2 separate regions of the Homo sapiens genome follow, and region 2 is linked to region 1. A link is a loop called in an ENCODE intact Hi-C map of the cell type or tissue named here. Cell type or tissue: GM12878. All regions are shown on one strand. Links, peaks and the distances in the headings refer to the core of each region. The heading gives the core; the rest is flanking DNA. Region 1 overlaps STARD13 (StAR related lipid transfer domain containing 13). Region 2 overlaps LINC00423 (long intergenic non-protein coding RNA 423).

What was found. Hi-C counts contacts between places; a loop is a spot of excess contacts. Peaks named below come from ENCODE experiments on the same cell type or tissue, not always from the same donor. Only the 100,000 strongest peaks of a DNase experiment are listed, where the experiment ranks them.
Region 2: it touches region 1 in a loop (2.3-fold over the local background); 2 of 110 quality-filtered maps call a loop at or near these places.

What each region holds. Positions count from the first base shown.
Region 1 is chr13:33,202,717-33,205,636 of GRCh38, forward strand. All of the region lies in intron 1 of STARD13 (StAR related lipid transfer domain containing 13), which reads right to left. Among named protein-coding and RNA genes, the nearest start is that of STARD13-AS, 73 kb to the right of the region's middle. RefSeq lists a silencer at 1-38. In GM12878, for the core only: no CTCF peak of the experiment used is centred there; a DNase peak (open chromatin) is centred at 1,576; H3K4me3 peaks cover 2,073 bases; H3K27ac peaks cover 2,500 bases.
Region 2 is chr13:32,837,324-32,840,243 of GRCh38, forward strand. All of the region lies in intron 4 of LINC00423 (long intergenic non-protein coding RNA 423), which reads right to left. Among named protein-coding and RNA genes, the nearest start is that of LINC00423, 73 kb to the right of the region's middle. RefSeq lists an enhancer at 78-237. In GM12878, for the core only: no CTCF peak of the experiment used is centred there; a DNase peak (open chromatin) is centred at 1,846; H3K4me3 peaks cover 296 bases; H3K27ac peaks cover 1,412 bases.

The DNA of each region.
Region 1 (2,920 bases), core at 297-2,796:
ATGTTGGCAAGTGGTAGAGAAAACATTTAGCAGAGCACAGGGACAGAACTGGGCAGAGCGTGGAGGTGTGAAAACATGGAGTGTAATAGTGAAGTCATCTGGTGGGTGGGGCAGGAGGGACACGGGTGGCAAAATTCGCTCACTTCCTCTTTCTGAGAGGGACCTCTGGGGGCTCCAAAGAAACCTTTGAGATCAAAAAAGAGCTAAGAGAAGCCTTTGAATGACGGGCAGAATTTATTAAGAAAGGGAAGAAAGGAATATTCCAGCAGCAAAGAAGTTGTCGAAGTTCAATTAGTGACTTTAAATGGCCTGAAAGTTTTCAAAGCATTTTCATGCACATTATGTCATATGGGCCTCCCAACCACCTCGTGCTACAGTAAGGCACACATTCTGATTCCCACAATGCAGCGGAAGAGCACAGTTGAATGGCGTGGCTCCCAAGGCTGCCATATTTCGAGATTCTAGGGGCCACCACACACCTGTGTTCACAGAACAGGGTGCGTGGTGATTCTCTGTACTGGCAGGTCTGGCTTCTGATGTCCTTTGCAGTACACTAAGCTGTGATCATGTTCATCATGTAAAATGAAAAGGATTTAAAATGAAAACACAGTAATCACTCCTATCTTTTCATATCTTATATGCTGCTATGCTATCAGTTTTACTGGATTATTTTGAAAGATGAAGTGGATGTGTGTGGGTATATGCATATATGAAGATTAGCATATATTTATTTGTATGGTATATCTATGTATCTATAAAATGTGAGAAAATATTAGGTACCTTAATCTGCACTATTATCCATTTTTTTTTACATTAGGAAGTTTAAAAATTACATATATTCAACCATACTAAATCAAAGCAGCATCACACCAATTTTAGCCCTATTTTTTAAAGTTCAACCTGTTTGAGGAAATGACTAGTCTTACACAATGCTGAGAATCTTGATGAGAAAATCAAATAGTTATTCTACAAAGAGAAAAAAAATAGATGCAAATACCTTCAAGAGCAGCCTCCTATAAACAAAAGTATTACTACATAAGATTATAGAATTTTGTTTTTAATTTTGTTTTAACTTTAAAGGCTAAAGTTTTTAGCTTTTTCAGTGTAATGCAGAAGTTCTGTCTAAGAGAGTGGAGGCAATTTCATTAATGGCATACGTACCAAAAGCTAATAGCACAAGATGCATTATAAATGTCTTACTGACATTTGAAATATCTCTGGGAGACAAAAATGGCTATAATTATTCATTATATTTGTAAGCAGTGAATTAGATTCATCAAAAGGTTAATCATCTTCCTCAAGGTCACAAAATTAGGCAGCATAAAGGTAGTATCTGAAATCCAAGGCTTCTGACTGTTACCTCGGTCCTTGAAATCAATTAAAATCGTCTCCATAAGGTCTGACGTGGGTACTGTCAGAAGCTGGCAAAATTCTTTTACACATTAGAAAAACAGGTGCGGATGCTACCTTGTCACATGTCAGCATGTGTCAGCACATGTGAGTTTAGCTCATGCAGAACATACTGGTTGGCATAGATGATTCCTTCACATGCAGATATGAATCTACACAACAACAGTATGTTCCAGTATTTCACAAAGAGTATCAGACGCACATCTCTCAATGACTACATAGGTTGCACAGAGTGTACAAAGAACTCTGTCTACTGATATTTCCTTCCTCTCATTTTTCACATTTAGACTGTAGGAAACAGGCTAAGCTAATGAAAAGACAGTACGACAAAATCTTCAACTTTCAGTTTCTGATTTCCCCAATAAGAAAAGACATAAATGTGTCATTTCTTATGAGACGCGTGGAAAGAACCCCGTAGAAACCATATGGTTGTCAGTAACGGCATAATCTCATTCAAAGGTGCTAAGAACACTAATGAGACCAGGATGTCAGGAAAAGCAGAAATAGATCAATATTTCTCTCCCATTTATAGTTGTCCTCACCATCAGTCTCTGCACCAGCTCTATGTAAATGAAATCAATCAGCAAGGATTTCTGCAAAACGCATAAAACAGTTCTCCTCTCAGCTCTACCGGAAGATAAATGATTCCAGACGTTGGCCTGTGGCCATTTTCCCACACATGCTCCAGAGCTCTGACATCCATATTGGGCCATAACACTGAGTGGTTTCTACTTTGGCGAGTTTACAGCCAGCGCTTCCACTTCTGGTTTGGACTAGACAGCCTGCTAATGCAGATGCAAAATAAGTCCCTTTCCGCCTGTGTAAATTGTAAAAGAATTGACTTTTTCCAATAAAGGACCTCCTGTGAGCCCCCTGAAAACTTTCTGCTATCGCTCATAGAATCTTATCATTCTCAATCACTGCTTTAGATCCCCTTGGAATTAGACGAATCCTGGCCTAATAAAACATGCGACATATGACATCGAACGCAAACCACTTAGATGTAACATACAATTACCAACAGCCCAAGTCCAACTTTGAAAACGAAGCCGTTGAAAAATGTATTAAACATAAATAGCAGGATTGTTTCATATGGTAGCTTATGTTCTGAAAGAGGGTAACAGACTTTCTGAGAAAGATAAACTACAGAAGATCCAGAAGCAGCTTCCTTTAAAAATGATGTCAACACCAATAACATTATTTGGAAGGCTCGTAGGAAGTCCAGGTCATATTCATAGCTATTTAAGTAACGTAGCCCATGGAATTAAGCATGCTAATACAAAGCATTTACTGCCAACCTCGTCAATCTGAAAGGTGGGTCGCTTTCTTAATAAACTGCCTTTGAGGAAAGATACAAATAATTTTGCCCATTGTTATAAATAGAGAGAGAAGGAAGGAAGGAAGGAAGGCCTTATCTATATCTGTAGTCTGAGATAAAACAATTCTCTCTGAGATTAAATAAAAGTAAAATAAATCTAACTGTAACTTGCAAATGTTTCTAGAGTGAGTA
Region 2 (2,920 bases), core at 308-2,807, 370 kb before region 1:
CAGAGATATTTTTAGGGACATTTTCAGAAATGCCTCCTGTTTGCAACCTGACTTCCACTCCCCACCTAGACCACCCCAGGAACCAGTCTGGTGCAAGTAAAGAGCCCAGTTGCTTAAGCTTCATTATCTTCAGGATAAATCTGCTTCTGACTGTATCATTTGTCATATTTGCATTGCAATTGTCTATAGCAGGAAGGGAAAGACTAGAAACCTAACACAATTTGCTTCCTCCTTCTAGAAGATGTTCATATGCATGAGTGCGTGTGTGTGTGTACATGAGTGTGAGTATGTATGTATGTGTTTATGTATGTGTGTGTATGTAAGTGCATGTGTAAATGAGTGTATGAAGATATGTGAGCGTGCATGCACATGTGTGTCATGAGTCAAAGCATAAATGAGATAAATCTCCACTGCATCTTTCTGCTCAGAGGTGCTATTAAGAGGGGGAGGGGCCTGAGAATCTGATCCCGTTAAAAGACTGTAATTTGCACTGTCAAAACCTGGAGTCTTCTACTAGATGGCGCTTGGTTAGCAGTCAACCCAATGAGCCTTCTAACTTATAAGGCAAGAGCTGGAGAGATACGCAGGCAGGGAAGGGACTTTTCATGACAAAGTGGGAGAGAATCAGGTTTTTCTGCCACAGAGAGAGGGGAAGCTGGGTGCTCTGCCGGAATGACCCCAGCAGAGTGGTTTCTAGAGTGAGATCCAGGATGCAGGCCAGAGCAGTTTGTAAAAGCCTCAAGGCCAGGTGAGCTATGGAGGAGGGAATTTGGAAGGCGCAGAAACTAAGAGCCAAAGATCAGTAGGCGGTGGGAGGGGGTTGGGCTCAGAAAAGCTATTTTTATTAAAATATTACAAAATGTAACTTCCCAATATTGGTGACATCGTGAACACCTAGGCAGCCTGATTTGTTCCTGTTACTGTCTCCCAACATGGGAAGTGAACTCCTCCGGAAAATGAAAAGGGCCTTCATTTGAGCACACCTAGAACATCTGACATCCAGCACAGCAGGGGGCTTGGTTGTTGAATTAAATCAATCAATGAGTGAGGGATGAATAAGGATGGGAGAGAATCAAGAGAGAATAGAGAGACCAGGCATGCTAGAGCGGGCCAAACAAGCCCGAGTAATCTAGGCTGAGATTAGACATGAAATCCACAAGATCAAATTCGGCTGGGCTGAGACGCGCAGCAGCCACATTTTCCTGAGCAGAGAGGTGAGAGCGCTGCAGGGTCCCATCCAGCTGGGCTGTGAGGTCGCAGAGGAGGATCTTTACTCTGGCTGGGGACTGTATTTCCAGGCTTTTTTTTTTTTTTTTTAAGGCAGCCGCTGACCACTTGCCTTGATTATAAGAAGTATTGCTTGAGTGACTTTGCTCTGCCTGGACAATACTCAGTGAAGCGATGATGTACGGCAGCCATTGAGAGCAGTTGCAAACCCATCCCTGGGCCAGCGAGATAATATTGCTGTGTTCTCCAGAAGGTCCTTCTCCGGAATTTGCTATCCTTCTTGTGGCTGTAGTTGAACAAACTTACATTTGACTTAAAGGGAGGTGTTTATCTAAGCTGTCTTCCTTTTAGGAAAAATAATGGACACAGTGACGTGTAAATCCACTGAGCACCTTGGACATCACAACCAGAGGGTCATGTGCCCCTGAGATTGAGTGGACTATACCTTGGGGGATGGGAAAGGTGGGGGCGGGGTGAAAGCCCGCAGTTACATTCAGACAGCACAGCCCTGGAAATGGATCTTAATTCATTTCACAAGCAATTCCAATGTGCTACAGCAGCTGAGCCCTGTCTGCATTTGCTTGTTTGTTTAGCAAAGGGAAATGTCCTTAGCCTAGCAGCCTGCACGAACTGTTTGCCTAGAGACAGTCACAATAATTGAGCCAACCTGGAAGGCAGGAAATAGGGCCTTAGAGGCCCTACTTCTACTTTTAGAAGTAGGTTTTGGTTTCTTTTTTTAAAGAGGTATTTAAAAAATGGCTATGCAATTTTCCATCCCCCCCAAATGAACCATATTTTTAAGACTGTCTCTGTTTTGTAGCTCTTATTTTCTGAGTGTCACATAGAAGGCACTCAAATAAATATTGCTTCAATACATTTGGTTTGTTTCCAGTTTTTGCCTTTTTTTTTTTTTGAGACAGAATCCCACCCTGTTCCCAAGGCTAGGGTGCAGTGGCGCCATCTTGGCTTACTGCAACCTCCGCCTCCTGGGTTCAAGCCATTCTCCTGCCTCGGCCTTCTGAGTAGCTGAGACTACAAGTGTGTGCTATCATGCCTGGCTAATTTTTGTATTTTAGTAGGGACGGCGTTTCTCCATGTTGGCCAGGCTGGTCTTGAACTCCTGGCCTCAAGTGATCCACCGCCTTGGCCTCTTTAAGTGCTGGGATTATAGGCATGGGCCATCAGGCCCTGCCCCAGTTTTTGTCTTTTTAAGCAATGACGCATTCAACCCATGGGTACCTGCAAGCTGTGCATGCATCTGATTACTTTCTTGGGATAAATTCATTTATTCCTACAAATAAATTAGAGCACCTTAGGGTGTGTATAAATTACTTGGTGGGGTGGGTCTTATTTCAATGCGGGATCTGATTCCATAGGTCTGGGATGGGGCCTGAAAGTCTGCTTTTTTAAGAATCTTCTGAGGTGTGCCAGTGCTGCTGGTCTGGGGACCACACTTTGAGATGCAAGGCCCTAGGTACCACCATAAGCAAGTGGAGCAGTGCCCAGCCAGGGTGGTGGCTCACCTCCTGGAGGCAGATTAGAGCAAACCAGGCCCCTGTAGATTCGGGGAAAGGAGAACATTAACCCTGTCTCCAGTATCAACTCCCAGACTCTCCGGTGTGAATTTCTGCCTCTGCTCTCATGAAATGTCAGAAAGGGTAAAGATATCTCAGTGGCGAATTTTGTGATCTAT